2 separate regions of the Mus musculus genome follow, and region 1 is linked to region 2. A link is a loop called in an ENCODE intact Hi-C map of the cell type or tissue named here. Cell type or tissue: gastrocnemius. All regions are shown on one strand. Links, peaks and the distances in the headings refer to the core of each region. The heading gives the core; the rest is flanking DNA. Region 1 has its middle 150 kb from the start of Gm17315. Region 2 holds the start of Cdc42ep3 (CDC42 effector protein (Rho GTPase binding) 3).

Region 1 (8,331 bases), core at 271-8,270, 150 kb before region 2:
AAAGGCGTGTGCCACCAGTGCTTGGCCATAAAATTATTTCTGTTGCTACTCCATAACTGTCATTTTGCTCCTATTATGAACCACAATGTAAATATTTGCTATCCAGGCTATCTGATATGGGACACCCCCCCCCCAGGGGTTGCAGCCCACACATTAGGAACTGCTGCTCAAGAATGTTATAAAGCTATCCATGTAAGGTGAGAAATTAGCTACTTTTCATGATAAAATAATACAACCAAGACAACTTTTATAAAAGAAAGCGTTTAATTAAGGGCTTATGGTTCAGAGGGTGACTGCATGGCCAATGTGGCTGTAGGTAGGCATGGCACTGAAGGAGTAGCTGAAACTAGCATGAGGCAATGAGCAAGAGGCAGAGAAACCTAACTGAGAATGATGTCGGCTTGGAAAGCCTCTAAGCTGACTCCTCAGTGACACACCTCCTCCAACGAGGCCACACCCCTAATCCTTCCAAAACAGTTCCACCAACTAGGGAGTAAACATTCAGATCCATGAGACTATGGGGATCACTACCATTTAAACGACCACAAGAGAGATCAGAGGACTGAAGCTTGATCTGAGACAGTAAGGAGTGGTTTTCAGTCCTGTGAAGGCGTGGCTAGGGAGGAGAGAAAGAAGAAAATGGGTGATGGCCACTTGGTCATTTGTGGAGTCTTCAGGTTCAGCTCTATTCTTTGGTTCTACAGTTTATGTACTTTCAATACTAAGGCCCCACTTCTCTTGCACCTATGGTTCTAAGACCTTGACTTTTGAGAAACCCTCTCTCATTGGCTGACAGACACCTCTGCTAACAGAGGCATCCTGCTGTCCTTTGGCTGAAAAATTAAATGAAGGAGTTCCAAAGCTCAAGTGAAAACATAAATTCTAAGAGTTAATCAATTCTTGTGCTCTATTTTTAAAAATTATATCTTTACTTTTATTTTATGTGTGTGAGTATTTACCTATGAGTGTGTGTGTGTGTGTGTGTGTGTGTGTGTGTGTGTACCACTTGTGTGCAGTGTGTGTGAAGGCCAGAAGAGGGCACCAGATCTCCTGAAACCAGAGTTACATCTAGATGGTTGTAAGGTGCCATCTGGGTGCTTGGGAACTGAGCCCAGGTCCTCTGCATGTGATCTTAACTCCTGAGCCATCTCTCTAGTCCCCACCCCAGGTGTCTTCTTGAAGGAACCTTCAGCTATTCCAGCTAAAAGGATTTTCTGTCCTTCCAACTGTCTGCCTTTTCTATATAAGCAGCTACCTCATATTTACTGGTAACAAATCCCTTTCCTTCTGAAGTTAACCAGAGCCAGTTTCCATGGCTTTCAGCTCAAGGTCCTACTGCTACAATAAGAATGGAGAAAAACAAATGAAGCAATAGCCTTGGAGACTGGAACATGTGGGAAGCCATAGAGATGGAACAGTTAGGAGCCATGTTTGGAGAGATGACAAGAAATATCAAAGAAATGAGAGATAAGGCTATACTCTGTGTCAACATAAATGGATTCTGTTTATTTAGTGGGAGTGTGAAACAAGAACCAGTTGGTGCCTTTAATCCCAGCACTGGGGAGGCAGAGGCAGGCGGATATCTGAATTCGAGACCAGCCTGGTCTACAGAGTGAGTTCCAGGACAGCCAGGGCTATACAGAGAAACCCTGTCTCAAAAAAAAGAAAAGAAAAAAACCAAAAAAAACAAAACAAAACAAAAAACCAAAAAAAAAAACCAACCAACCAAACAAACAAACAAAAAACAACAACAAAAAAAAAAAGAAAAAAGAAAAAAGAAAAAAAGAAAAGAACCAGTTGGGCCCATTAGTGGATTATGGGAGAGTCAAGGAACTCCCAGAATTCCAAAGGAGGCACAATCTCATGAGTAGAACATGGGAAACTCACTGCTTTATGTGAACATAAAGGGCTGGCGAAGTGGACCTGGATATGTTGCTGTCAGTGTAGCTCAGGAGGCAGAGTGTATGCCCAAGAATTTAGCATGTGCAAGGTCCTGAGTACAATCACCTGAACCAAAGGAAGACTAAGGAACAAAGAAAACAATGACCATCAGTCTATAATGTAGACCACAGATGTCTGCAAAGTGTTGTTTTGTGGATACGTGGCTTGCTGCATCTTCGACACACACCTGCAGAGAGATGGGTGAGCCTGGTTGTTACAGCCAGAACATTGTCTACTCCAGGCCTCAGATAGCCAAGCAACAGACTTTCCTTGAGCCACAAAGAATCTTTTTTGAAAAAGATGATTCACATAACTTCTTGGGGGAGGGGAGGGATACTCAACTCAGTCCAACGGAGGATTAAGGCTTGTCTAGCAGATTTGCTTCACTGAAAATTAATATGCTAGCAGTTTGGGCTCTTGGTGACTCTTGAATAATTAGTTAACATGAGTTTACTTCCGAAATACTGACTGAATTCTGAGCTTATGGATGTGAAGAGAAGGCTGTAGACTGGGGTGTTCTTTCATTTAGGTAATATCATGAATGAGAAGTTCTTTGTATTTTCCATTAAAATGTTTCTTTTCTGTTTTAGCTTGTAGTCTGAGTGTGCTCACCCTCAGGTTTTTTTTTGGAAAATGGCATAAAAGAAGTCTGGAAGAGCATTGCTATGAGAACCTGGGGAAAGCTGAGGAGAACCATATGAAGCAACCACAGCACATAGAGTTTGAAAATGGCGAATCTGGACTAAACCGGGTTCGCAGAATTTCCAGGACTTGTCGGACAGGAAGGGCAAGGGGCTGGATTAAGGGTTTAAAGGGATGTCTTGTCATTTTTTTCCATTAGATAGCTTTGTCCAAGGGCTGTCCTGCAATGTCCCAGGCAAGGCTGCAATGGTTAAAATTGTGCATGTGAAACACAGACTTTGAACCACATTAGTGCTGTCAGCTCATTGGACAAAACTATAAATTCTCTCAGAGATTCAGCAACATATTGGATATATTGAAATGAATCCATTGGAGCCACACACGGACATCTGCACACGTGACGAATCCGTAAACTGTACTGTGAGCGTTAGGAGAGGAAGGTCGGCAGTGCAGGCAGACATCTGTGTTCTATTCTCCCGGCAAGACCTTGCTCAGGCTTTTGCGATGCTGGACGTGGACAGAGCTCTGAAACACGACCTTAGTTAATCTTTATAATCTGATGTGTTGCTGATGGCACCCCTGGCTGAACTTGAGGAAGCCTCACAACCAGGTCACTCTTTTATTATGATTCACTATCCGAAATTTAGAAGAGGCAGTGACTATAATAGCCAGTGACAGAACCCAGAGAATTTCAAGTTCTTCCTGGCTGCCGAGTTACATTCCCCTCTAGGGGAAGCCAGAGTTGCCAGCTACATTAATGAAAATCACAAACCTTTTAGGAGAATAACCCCGAGGCATTGCTGATAAGAAACCCCAGAGGCTCACAATATACCTCACTTCTGGATTCATAGTTAAAATTGTTCCTTTTGTTTTAAATATTCCTTTTAAAAGAAGGCTCTGTGAGCTGGCTTTGTGGCTTTTCACAGTCTAGAGTGGAATAAATGGTTGTGTGGTTGGTTATGTGATAGATTGAGGGTTATTACCACAATCTATCTTGATGCCGGAGAGCAGATTTTCTGTTGCCGATTGGCCCAGCGGTTATAAAAGTCAGCAGTTCACATCTGACTGTGGAGCCCCAGCTGTGGAGGTTTGGAAACCTGTCTGACCCAATGATTAATTTGAGCTGATCAATAACTTGTTCTCAGAACACAAAGAAAGCTTTGTGCTGCACAGCTGACCGGCTCTGCTGGAGGAACATTCTGGAGAATGTGCTACAGCCCTGAAGAGAGAAATCAGAAAGGCCATGTAGACACTGTTGATGAAAAATACCATGCTTTTATTCACTCTGTGGGGTTGAACTTACCCCAAGGACATGAAATTGCTTACTTTAAGTAAGCATTCTCTTTGGTTTGATTATCAATAATGTGTTTGGCATATGATATATGTATATATCCTTAATTTTATTAGAAAACAGCATAAGGCTTCTAGATTTGGGATTTTAAAAAATTATTTAAATATTGCATTTATTTTTATTTATGCCTGCATATCTGTTTATCTGTAGGACACATGCATGCAGTACCTGTGTAGACCAGAAGATGGCATCAGATCTTCTGAGACTCAAGTTCCAAGATGGTTGTGAGCCAACATTATGAATGCTGGGAACCAAACCTGGGTCCTTAGCAACAGCAGCGAGTGCTCTTAGCCATGGATCTTTCTCTCCAGACCTCAGTTTCAGACATTAAAAGGTTCACTGATTCTTTCATGCAATTCAGCACAGATAGAATTCACAGGGGCCCCCAATTTCCTGAGTTTTAACATCCAGCTCAGAGCCTCTCGACTTCTTTGTACTCAGTAATGATTTCTGCAAAATAGAGATTTTGACTGCACATCACCAAATACACTGAATGTCCCTGTTTCTATTATAAACCCATGAGCCACAGTGTCCCTTAAGCTATATGCAGTTGTTGGCAGTGTCACCATCTGGGAAGGAGGTTTATGTTCCCGCCCATTTACTGTCCTACGTTAATGGAGAGAGGAGACCTGGATTCCACTAAGCATACTATCTCTTATTGAATACTGTACTTTTTACCACTTGTTTTAAATTTGTCATTTTTTTGTGTTGTACAGGACCCCACAAACCCATGAATTTCAGCACTCCATCTGGTACATATGGCCAGAGTGGTGTGTTTTACTCTGTTGTAGCAAAAATAAATTTTGTACGTAGATGAAAACTTGGCAGCATGTTTACATGCCTTGGCACACTGCCTTTGTGCAATGTTGGCACTGTGGGTTATTATAAATCAAGTAAACAGGATTTGTGCCTTGGTTTCCCCTTTTATAGTTATAAATAAATTTGATTTTCATCAATATATACAAGTAAGCATCTTGAAATGGCAAATATCATCTGCTATGTAGCTTTGGAACAAGCCAGAGTCCCTAGGAAGCAGGCTCTAACACAGAGAGAAGCTCACTGGAAAGGCACTATGGAAAGTTCTTGAGGTCAACCATATGGAGGAAATAGATCAAGGAGTCCATGACACAAAGCTCAGCCATCCTGTAGGAAATTCTGAGGTCCTTCAGAGTTTCATGCAATTGGAGTGATGGGCAAAAGTTTTATCCAGGTTGCCTAGTCATTGAGTAAATGTCTCCCTACAAGGACTGAGATTTGTTCGAGATGGTGTTTTTTAGTCAGATCAATTAGCAGAGAGCTATCATTTTCCCAGCAGATAGGGATCCAATCCTTTATTCCTGACGTGGGGATGCAGAGAGCTCAGTGCTGCGCAGACGGACAGACCCAAAGTAGGAGCAGCTCCTATCTATACCTTTGTTTACTTTCATCGTGGCTGGTGAAGACAGAATTTTGGCATGAATGAGCACAATGAGAAGTCTTCCTCGTTACCTTCATAACTGCCACACAGACGTCTAGCACACTGTGATGTTGTAGATCTGTACTGAGCAACTTTAGTGGGGAAAGGACAGGGCAGGAATCTTTTTGGAACTTGGTTAATCTTCTTGCCCTTAGTGAGCCGTTTCTACTCGGTATGCCCAGGGCTACATAATCCAGTTGCATTTCATCTATAATGGTGAGGTCTTGACAAATGGAAGTGGACCATTGGCACCTCTGTATCTCTTAGGATTTAGTTGTATACACAAAAATGGTCTGATATTTAAAAAAAAAAGAAGGCATTGCATTTGTACTGATATGTTCCCGGGAGAGTCTTGAAAGGGCACAGTACTCCTAATCGTCTTTGTACATCATTGAAATTTCTGCTTATTATTAGAAAATTTCACACGTGTCTATAATGTATCTTCATCATATTCTATTCTTACCCTCTAAAGTCCTCTTAGGTCATCCCAACATTTCTCTTTCCCAACTTCATATCCCTCCTCTCTTTCTCTCTCTCTTCTTTCCCATCCTTCCCCTTCTTTTTCTTTCTTTCTCTCTTTCTCCCTTCCTTTCTCTCTCTCTTTCTCTCTTTCTTTCTTTCTTTCTTTCTTTCTTTCTTTCTCTCTTCCTCTCTTTCTCTTTCTCTCTTTCTCCCTTCCTCTCTCTCTCTTTCTTTCTTTCTTTCTCTCTCTCTCTCTTTCTTTCTTTCTCTCTCTCTCTTTCTCCCTTCCTCCCTTTCTTTCTTTCTTTCTTTCTTTCTTTCTTTCTTTCTTTCTTTCTTTCTTTCTTTCTTTCTTTCTTTCTTTCTTTCCTTCCTTCCTCCCTCCCTCCCTTCTTTCTTCCTTCCTTTCTTTCTTTCTTTCTTTCTTTCTTTCTTTCTTTCTTTCTTTCTTTCTTTCTTTCTTTCTCTCTTTCTCTCTTTCTCCCTTCCTCCCTCCCTCCCTCCCTTTCTTCCTTCCTTCCTTTCTTTCTTTCTTTCTTTCTTTCTTTCTTTCTTTCTTTCTTTCTTTCTTTCTTTCTTTCTTTCTTTCTTCCTTCCCTCCCTCCCTCCCTCCCTCCCTCCCTCCCTCCCTCCTTTCTTTCTTTCTTTCTTTCTTTCTTTCTTTCTTTCTTTCTTTCTTTCTTTCTTTCTTTCTTTCTTTCTTTCTTTCTCTCTTCCTTTCTCTCTCTCTTTTCTGTCTGTCTTTCCTTTCTTCTTCCCTCCTCCTCTTTTTCTTCTTCCATGCTTTCTTTTCTTTTTTTTCTTCTTTCATTTTTTTTCTCTTTCTTTAGAAAACACAGCCAACTGAGTTCAGTTAGCACCACCCATGACACACAGATGAGAGCTAACTATTGGGGCATAAGCAACCAACCAATAACCACACCCTAAAGAGAAATGTCTCTTCCTCCACTAGCAGTCAGGAGCTGTCAATATTTCCTCCGCTGGGCTTGGGCCTCAGGTGGGTGCTCCTGTCTCTTTCATCTCTCCTGGAATTTTAACTAGCTTGATATTGTTGCAGGCATTGAGCAGGTAACCATATATTTTATGTGAGTTTTTCTGTAAATGACACATCATATCCATAAGAGAGATTTTCACAGTACTCCTTCCTATTCTGTAGCTTTTACATTCTTTCCATCCTCATCCACAATCATCCTTGAACCTTGGGGTGGAGGAGGTTGGTATAGACATCCCACCTATAACTAGCGTCCACAGTCACTTACTTTCAGCACTTTGACCAGTCGAGTCACTGCTTAAAACTCCCTATTGTAAGAGGAAGCTTCTTTGACCAAGGTTTTCATGATAATAGGGTGGTTCTCTTGCAGAGTGTTATTTATTTCTGTGAGCCTGGTTATTCTCTTATGATCTTGTTTAGCTGGTTCCTCATCATGTGTTATGGCTGGAATCTGAATAATCTTCCATAGGTTCGTGTTTTGAAGGCGTGTTCCCCAACCGATGACACTATTTGGAAGAACCTATGAAACCTTACTTCAGAAGGTGGGATTGAACTGGCTTAGCCAAAGTCGATTGCAAGAGGTGGGTGTTTGAAGGGTGTGTTGAGTCTCTGGTTCCTCTCCTGCTTTTTCTGCTTCTTTGCTTACAGTGATAGCAACGGCCTCTGTCCACACTCCCACCATCACACCCTGACCCATGACACTAGGACCTTCCTTACTCTGGTGTACTAAAACCATGAGCTAAAAGGAAATGCTTCCTCCCTTAAGCTGTTGACAACCAACAATATAAGAATACAAAATAAAATACAAAATAACTAATTCATCAGCCTAGAAACTCTGGCAGGAAGGCCTGATAAGATTCAAGTTGAACATCTATGCAAGAATGACAGATTTATAACCATTCTGGAAAACAAAATGTTGTAAAATGCATCTTGAAATTTTAATATATGAAGTCATGATTGGCCTGAGACACTGTTGGTTTGAAAATGAAAGTTGTAGTGTTAGATTTTAAACCATTCTCTCATCAACTCATAGAAAAACCATGGGAAAATAATAAGTAAAAGTACAGGGTCTCAATAAGACCACCTGATATGATTGAAAGTTATAGGACATTATATCCTTGCACTGAAGAATAAACATCCTCTTCAAGTGTACATGGCATGCCTAACAAAATAAGTCATGTCTGTTATTTCTCATATGTCAGAAATGGATAAAGATTGATATTAGGCAAATCATAGTCTGCCACAGTGGCATCTATTTGTACATCAACAATTATAAAGTATTTGGGAAACCCCCAACAGTTTAGAAATTTAATATTTCTACATAATTTCTATAATGAGTAAGTCCCAAAGCAAACCACATAATATCTTAAGCTAAAAGAAAAGAGTACACGCTGTCAGAATTTGTAGAGAAGATTTAAAAGTGATGCTCCTAAGGAAAACTTAGAGCTTTTAAGTGCTTACCTTATGTTTAAAAAGTCAAAATACAAT
Region 2 (8,331 bases), core at 14-8,013:
AAAGCCATAAGAGTAATCATATTTCATAGCTCCCGTAACCCTCCACCCAGACAATGGAGGTGTGGTATCCAGAACTAGGTCAGACATACCTGAGTTCAAACTGTGCCCTGCTACTTACTTAGCTGTATAAACCTGACCAAGGTACAGAACTCGAGAGTCTAAGTTCTTGTCTGGAAAAGAAGTACCATACCATCTATCTCAAAGACTGGCTATGGATATTAAATGAGACAATCACACAAGTCAAATCACTTGTCTAGCATCACACACGTGCTACACGATAGAGCCAGGCAATGCACCTGGGTGCTCTTACCCCAAGCTAATAATGTCAGGCTTTCCCAATCCTTTAATCCAAAAAGGCACAGACTCCCATATAGATTTGGGCACTAGGACACACCCACAGTTAGGTATGTTCTTTAATGTATAACTTTGGGCAACCTACATCACTGGTCTGTCTTCTGTTATTACACCTGTAAAATGTAGGCACTAGCACACCTTTCATAGAATGATTGTTTAGTAATGAAGAGGTTAACGAAGGCACTGAGAAGAGTACTTAGCCTAGCACTGAGGATTGTTTAGTAATGGAGAGGTTAACGAAAGCACTGAGAAGAGTACTTAGCTTAGCACCGAGGATTGTTTAGAAATGGAGAGGTTAACGAAAGCACTGGAAGAGTACTTAGCTTAGCACCGAGGATTGTTTAGAAATGGAGAGGTTAATGAAGGCACTGAGAAGAGTACTTAGCTTAGCACTGAGGACAGGCTTTGTGCTAGAATTACTTTTGATGTTCGTTAGAATTCTCTGACCTGCACTTTTAAGAGATTTTTTTTAATTGGCCTGGTTGAATCTGCTACTTGTTCTCTGGGAAGCATAGTGTATTTAAAAATACAATTTTTCGGTTCTTAATGAAAAAAATCAGTGGGATTCTAGTTAGAAAGACAGCCTTTATGAAATCAGACTGAAACAATGGTGGTAATAATAATAATAATAATAATAATAATAAGTAGTAGTAGTACTAGTAATAAATTGGCACAATTTTTCTAAGGGCTTTTAGGTTGGGAACTGTATTGCCACCCATTGGATAAATGCTATGTCTAAATGGGCAAAGGACTTGTGAAAGTTTTATGGCTTGGTTAAAAACCTTAGGGTGATATAGGTTAAAGAGATTTTATCCCCAATGCTGTTGAATAGCAGGAAGTTTATAAGTGGAAAAGGGCAGCTTTTGTGAACATGTCAGACATAAAACAAAACACCACATTAAAGGGAAGACTGGAGCGCAGATAGGGCCGCCTGGCTCCAGGGAGCCGTTCTGCAATCATGGTCACAGCTTTCTATGCATCTTGGACCCCATTTAAATTCACAATAAAAACCAAGAAAGCAAATGTACACCAGGTACTTTACTCTCGACACCTTTCTAGGTGCCCTGAAGATAGGAGGCAGACTTTCAGGGTGCAGATTAGGGGGGTGGGAAGGAGCTCATCTTACTTCATGTCTTCAGGGGGCTGCCACAGCCTCGGCACCATGTTCCAATCATGGAATTCAGAATGCAAATCTCTAGCAGATGAGACGGCTGGAAAACAGAAACTGCCACAGACCCAGAAGGCTTCCAAAGTTCTCCTCTAAACATCATCTGAGAGCCCAGGGGCTGTGAGCCCCGAGACTGGTAGCCCCGTCTTCCAACCATGGGTGAGGCCTCCTGGAAAACCTAGGCACTTCCAGATGGACTGTCAACCATTCCTTGAATATAGATCTTAATCCTTTATCTCACACGTTACATCGCTAGACATTTCATAACGGCCTTATGGCCGAGTCCTTCATTCTGAAAAAGGTGTTTGTGTATACTGACATCTAAACTGTCCATCAAATCACAGTGGTGGAGGTATCTACAACTGTCCAGAAGTTGTACTCCCTAGCTCAGTTGTTAGTTGAAAGATCTTTTATAAGTCAGACCATTACAGGAGTCTTTTAATGGACTTAGGGGTGCCCCTGGGGCATCCTGGCTGCTTCCTGGGGAGGCTTATTTCTCCCTGTGATGTTAAGGGGGAGTTCCCAAGTCTGGGTCTACTATTAAAGCAGGGACATCTGCTACCCTCCTAATATTTTCAAGGCGGCACCCCTCCTCCACCCCCTCCCAGAACTCGAGGATACTGGGAGGGCTACAAGCTGCCAGGGTGAGGAAGCAGCAGAAGGAATCTTTGTCTCCCCAACACATCCATCAGTTCCCTCCCCAGAGCCCCCACTACACACTGCACACAATCAGCAGCCCACTCCCCGCAAACGCACCAAGGCTGCAAAGATTCAGGCTCCAGTCCCTGCCTGACATTCCTCTTCCCACCCTCCTTTTAATTCACTCACTTTTTTTTTTTTAAACAAAATGTAATTACTTGACTGTCAGCCGGGGCTGCACTCTGGGGCTTTAACTCCTTTCAACACAGATGTGCGCCCAGCTTTGATGCCGCTGTACTCGCAGCTTGTCCCAGCCACAGCCGGCTCGGTAATGTAACATTCAAGTGCATATTTATTTTTAAACTGACCTCTCCTAGACGGTGCAGTATAAAGCAGGTCCTGCCAAAAAATATGCTACTTTCTATTTATAAGATGAAACACATGCCTTCCCTCCCAAAGGCGAGAGCGGGGTGGAGTATAATAATTCATAAAGAAAAAAACTGACTGGCCGGATCCATTCGTCCTCGCATGGCTGTGTCAAGATACTTAGTGAGAAGGAAGAGAAAAGAAGAGGAAGAAGAGCAATAGCAGGAGGAAGAGGAGGAGGAGAGGCAGGAGGAGAAGGAGAGGGGAAGGAGGAGGAAGAGGGAGTAAAGATCTTGTAAACGCTTCAGTTGTTCAGAAACCGCAGTCGAGAAAGAAAAAAAAAATTTTTTTCCCCCAACTGCCAGATCTGCAGGTTGGAGCCTCAGCTACAATGTGCTGCCTCTGTCAGTTCGGAAACTGCCAAGCTGCGCGGTGCACTCTCGCGCCGCGCCGCATCGGTGCAAACACACAACTAGAGGGCCGCGGTAGCCAAGTGCGGTTTGTTCTGCTGGAAAAACGCAACACGCGCCCAGAATGGCTGTCAATGGCCTGGAGGGGGCCGTGCTGACTGCAGCCCCACCCTAAAGAAGTAGGTGGCAGAGCTCCGCGTCCTGATCCCCCCTCCCGGACGTCAAGCATGATGTCCCCTTTGATCCTCTAAACATCAGCTCAACCAGGCGGTGCGGTAGATTATCCTCGCACCCTCTAAGTCTTCCAAGGCCACCATCTGCACTAGCTGGAAGGGGGCTTAGGTTGAGGGTCGGACAGTCTTACAGGTGGAGAGACAGCCTGGGTCACACACTCACCAGCAGTCTCTAAGGCTCCTAGCTTCTGCCCGGAGGGCCGGGCGTCGGCCCGGGTCGCCTCCCGAGGGCGCAACAGTCCTCGCTGGTGCGCGCAGAACCAGAGGGGCGGCAACGGTTCACCGCAGAATCTGCTCCGGGACTGCGCGCGGCGTCTCCCGGGAGGCAGCCGCTGCGGAACTGGGTTGTCGGTGAGCGTCCCGCTGCTGTGCTCCCAGCGGCAGTTGGAAGCGCCCGCGACACTGTGCGCGCGGCTGCCGGACGCCGGGCCTCAACCTGCCGAGGGCGGGGCGCAGGACGCAGGGCGGGGCCGGCGCGGGGCGGGGCGGGGCTGTGAGGCCAGGGCAGGGCGGGGAGAAGGGTGCGGGCCGACCTGGACCGTCCCTCCGTTGTACCTGTCCCCCACCTCCCCACCACCCCCAGACCCGCAGGACTGGAGGCGAGGCTGCGGACTCTTGGAGGACAAAGGCTACCCACTGTCACCTCCCAGTTCCACCCCTTCCCAGTGGTGGCTTCTCTCAGAGGCAATGCCGGCTGGGGCTCCCTCAGGCACAAAGAAAAGTGGCGGGGTGCTCCCTTTAAAGAGGGGACCCCAGAGCGTTGCTGTCCGTACGGTGCGGGAGAACAATGGGACTCCGCCCGCACCCGGGACCCTCGTGCTCACCCTCGTGTCCCCGCCTTTCCCTGTCCTACCTAACCCACCTAGCAGTGCGGGGCTTCGCAGCGGAGGAAGGGGACCTGCGCGGGGAAGAAGGGCCACCTGACCGGGTCGCCGCAGCGCGGCCGCAGCTCCCTGGGGACCCCCTGGCAGCTGTAGCTCTCGGGAGGGAAAAGGAGGGTCGCGTGCTGTCAACGTGCAGCCGGCTCCCCTTGCAAGCTGTCGCCAAAACCTGGAGCGCGGATCTGACGCGCGGGAGACGCGGGGTGGAGGCTGAGAGCCTGCGGGACGCAGAGAAACGCAGACGCAGCAGGTTTTTCCTGTCGGGAGGGTGACGTCTCCTCCCCCTCCAGGTCTGTCAGAGATTGACCTAAAGCTGCGGAAGCGGGTGGCGGCTCTCCGGGACGCTCTGCGAGGCGGCGCAAGTGGCGCAGCTGCTGCTGCTCCGGACCGTAAAATTCCGCCCGTGGCGACACCTGCACCTGTCGGTCACCCAGCCAGGGCCTCAGGACGACCCGCCCCTCTGTCCCTGGACCTCTGTAGGAACCCAGAGAATTAATGTTAATTGTCTTAATTGGTCGCCCTCTCTTCCTTCTCCCTTAGTCCGCCAGGTTGGAGACAGGAAAAGGTGGTGTTTTCCGGCGTTGATGTCCCCCGCCGGCTTGGTTGACCTGGAAAAGGAGCTAGAACCCCGAGTAGTCGCACGCTCCAGGTCTGGCCCCAACCCTGGGACTCTCAGGTTGCCTGGAAATCCTGGCACAAAGCAGAGCCCCTCCTGGAGACCTTGGCTTCCCTGGGCGCTATCGGGGTCATCACAAGGGTGCCCCCAATCTGAATCGCTCTGAAACCTTAGACCGGGTGCACTTTAAGCCCAGGTCCTAAACCACGGTCGACGTTAAGATGAATTTAAAAAGGAAGCGGACACAACTGTTGGGGAAAGCAAAATACTTGGGTGGAGTGTTAAAAGCCTCAAAGAAAATAATAGTTGGCAGGTTAAACGGCCATGAGGTCGGAAGTCAAATACAAAACCGCAGAAGTGATACCAGAATTTTGACAAGCAAAACAGTCGGTGAAGATAAGGGACCCGGCACTGTTTCCCTTCTCCGAATGACCGACTGCTCCGAAGTTGCCTTTGGCAGATACCTGGGTTCCACTCCGAATTCCTCAGAGTTTTACTTGGGGTTCATATTTCAAAATATATGTTCCATTTGGCACTAATGTATATATTTTATATATGAATTTATTGAAAAATATTAAATGTTACTGGCCTAGTTAGATAAAGGTATTTTTATAAATATTTATGCACAGCTTTCATTACATATGGTATTTTTAAAAGTACAAATATGCATGTATATACATTTATGAAATGCTGTATGAAAATTCCTTTTTTACGCATAAAAGCATTCCTTACACATATGTCATGTGTGTGATTTTTAAAATTCGTTCTATTGTTAGCTGCCATTAAATGCAGTCCATTTCCACGTGTCTAAGTAAATAATTTCTTTTACAGTTTGTGCAAACATAGGGTGGCAGGTGGCTATAAGTTAAAACTTTTATGCCAAAACTCTGTTTTCATTCTTATGAGCTGTTTCTGTTTCACGTAGAGGTGGTTTCTTTCTATATGAGGTTTTAAACAAGTCTTTACCATTGAGCCCTAGACAGTGCATGTGTAACCTACCTCTTCAAGGGTTTCTGGTAGTGCTGACTTGATCCATCCTGGCTTCCCTGAGGCTGTGTTATTTTATTTGTGCTGAACACCTTCAGTGAGGAAAAAAGCCCTCATGTTGCGAATTTTCTTTCCAAATGAGTTCATTTCCTGATTTAGTCATGGCAGCCTTTTGGTTCCGTGGGTTTAGATTTTGTTAACTTCAGGAGGCTCTCCTGCTAAGCAGAAAGGAAAACTTCGCTTCGTGACGACTGAGACTTCTGAGACTGTATTTCAGAGAGGGTTAGCCTTGGGAAAAAATCAGTGGGAATCTTGGAAGTCTAGGACTAATAGCTATAGCACGCAGGGCCTACGGATGAGTCCCTATCATCTCTTTGACTTCCCACTGAAGCTAGACTAGTGTTGGTTTCCCCTAGGATGGAGTAGGGAGAACTGTCACGTGGCTTCTGTTCATGGCTGCCTTGCCAATACTTGCTCTCACTTGTCTTCATCCCACCATATGAGACTCCAAGCTGCCCTTCAGTTTATGCCTGCTGAGCCCTGCCCTCTATCTGTCCAGGACACTTCTTCCCCCAAAGCTTCAAAGCCTCCTTTCTCCCTTCATTAAGATCTTTTTTTTTTCAAATAAGACTTCAAGGGTGAGACTTTCCCTCCCCTAAAATAGCAGTCCCACCCAAATTCCCTTTCCCTGAATAAAGCAGGAAGAATAGTTTCTTCATGACCTGACATGACATCATATGTATTTATAGTGTTGGTTATGGCCTGTTTTCTGCGATGCATGGATGGATGGGCATGAAGTACTTTGTAGCTTCTGTACCTAAAACAGGGCCTGGCACGTAATAATAACAATAATATCTGTTGAATAAAAAGTCCTTAATAGCAATCAGCCATGAGTCTAAGAGCCTTATTTACAAACTCTATAGCACAGGATAATATTATATTAAACATTCCTGGGATAGACCGCACAACTGCTGAAACCAAAATTTCAGTCCCTTTACTTTAGTCTAACTGAAGGAGAAACACAAAACACATGGAACGTTTTAAGTTCTAAAACTCAAACATTTGAAAGGAAAGCTTACAAAAAAGCGTCTTTGTAGTCCATGTATAATGCATAACTATTTTTCTTCTGGCAAAGCTGAAATGTACTCGTGTGTGCTCAGCTGGGGTTTTCCTCCTAAAATGCCACATTCGGGTTGAACTGAAGCATATATGTTCCCCATTATCCCCCCCCCCCAAGTTAGATCTGAGGGGGGCGGTGCCAGTAAGAAACTGCAAGGTTGAGACTTTTTGTTTGAAGGTGCTGGGGATGAAGCCCAGGGCACATACTAGGCACACAGCCTATCACTGAGCTACGCTCCCAGCTTGATTACAATGTTTCAAGTGCGGCTCTAGCTGCAGCTTAGGTGTTCCCCTCGCTCACAAACTTTAGCTACACCTGAGAGGAACTCTATACAGTCACCAGTGGGAATGAATTGCCTTCACTAGTTGCCAAATAGCTTAGAAATTTTCTAACTAGCAATTTCCTTGTAAATAAAGAAACTCAAGTCACCTTTTGGTTAAGAGCCTGAGCTTCACCTAATCCGACCGAGCAGGAAATGGTATATTGGAAACTATGGTAGCATGCAAACGGCAGGCCTGGTTTACGGGTTTAAGCAGGGCAGAAGGTCAGCCTGGAACTTTGAAGACAATTTGTGTGAGATTACTAACCATGGCCCAGCACTAATTCAATCATGGATAAGACCTTCAGCTATAGACATAGGTGTAATCGATCTGATGGTTAGTGGAAATTGGTGACTGATGAAGAGCATTGCCTAAGATTTATATAGCCTTCGCTACTCTTAATCATCCTTTTACGTGTAGCTCACGCCATCCTCATTTCAGGTTGCGTTGTCTGTACTGGGTAGTAAGGTGCTAAGGCCTGTAATTTGCAAGCTGACAACTTAAAAACAAGCAAAACCAACCTTTCAGTTTCCACTCTTCACTTTGAGGCAACTTAAAAGGCTTTTTTGGGCATTGAGTCATTCTACAGGAGACTCCCTTCCCCAGCTTTGAGAGGATAGTTGATTGAATCATTGCTACCAGGTCTCTCTGGGTAGGTTTTCTCTCCAGGTATCCCTATGTCTGCTTCCTAGTTGTCTCCAGGCTTCTGCTAGCTCCCCAGAGATGAAGTCTGGTTCCTTTTCATCCGTTTACCCTCTCATCCTTCTCCATAGGACTTAACACCTGACACATTGATCATATGTCTGTTTCATGTCCCCTGTGGCCCGACATCGGAACATAAACTGCAGAAGGACAGAAACATTGTGTGTTTCACTGCTACGCCCTGACCCCTCGATCAGTGCTCGGCACATATCGGGAATTTAAGCAGTTTTTTAAAAAGCGAATAAATCCCAGTACTTGGTACCGGGCACGTGGTATTTATTGAATGCAACGATGTTTTGATGAGCAAGTGACAGGACAGATCTGCGATCCACTCTAGGCTATAGAGATAGTGCTCTCTTGCTTTATAGAGATCTCAGTCCCCACCAATTCTTTCTGAGTCTTTCTTCATTTGTGTATCTGCCTACAAATCTAGACTATTGTATTCTCAGCAGAATTTATTTGGTGCCAGACAAAAATGTGCATCTAGAGCTGTGACAATGACTGTAAGGTGAGCAGAAAGAATGATTATTTCAGT

The links. A loop is a pair of places that touch in the nucleus more often than their neighbours do. Peaks named below come from ENCODE experiments on the same cell type or tissue, not always from the same donor. Only the 100,000 strongest peaks of a DNase experiment are listed, where the experiment ranks them.
Region 1: a loop joins it to region 2, with 1.8 times the contacts of the local background. A loop is called at or near these places in 2 of 42 quality-filtered maps.

The regions. Positions count from the first base shown.
Region 1 is chr17:79,202,641-79,210,971 of GRCm38, forward strand. No RefSeq gene overlaps it. Among named protein-coding and RNA genes, the nearest start is that of Gm17315, 150 kb to the right of the region's middle. In gastrocnemius, for the core only: a CTCF peak has its summit at 4,099 (motif pointing right); no DNase peak of the experiment used is centred there.
Region 2 is chr17:79,351,484-79,359,814 of GRCm38, forward strand. Cdc42ep3 (CDC42 effector protein (Rho GTPase binding) 3) reads right to left here and starts at 3,608. Exons shown (of 2, transcript NM_026514.3): 1 at 3,334-3,608. Gm17315 (predicted gene, 17315) reads left to right here and starts at 3,216. Exons shown (of 2, transcript NR_165822.1): 1 at 3,216-3,521; 2 at 4,342-6,537. In gastrocnemius, for the core only: a CTCF peak has its summit at 3,379 (motif pointing right); DNase peaks (open chromatin) are centred at 2,154, 3,094, 3,620, 4,268 and 1 more place; H3K4me3 peaks cover 5,079 bases; H3K27ac peaks cover 6,242 bases.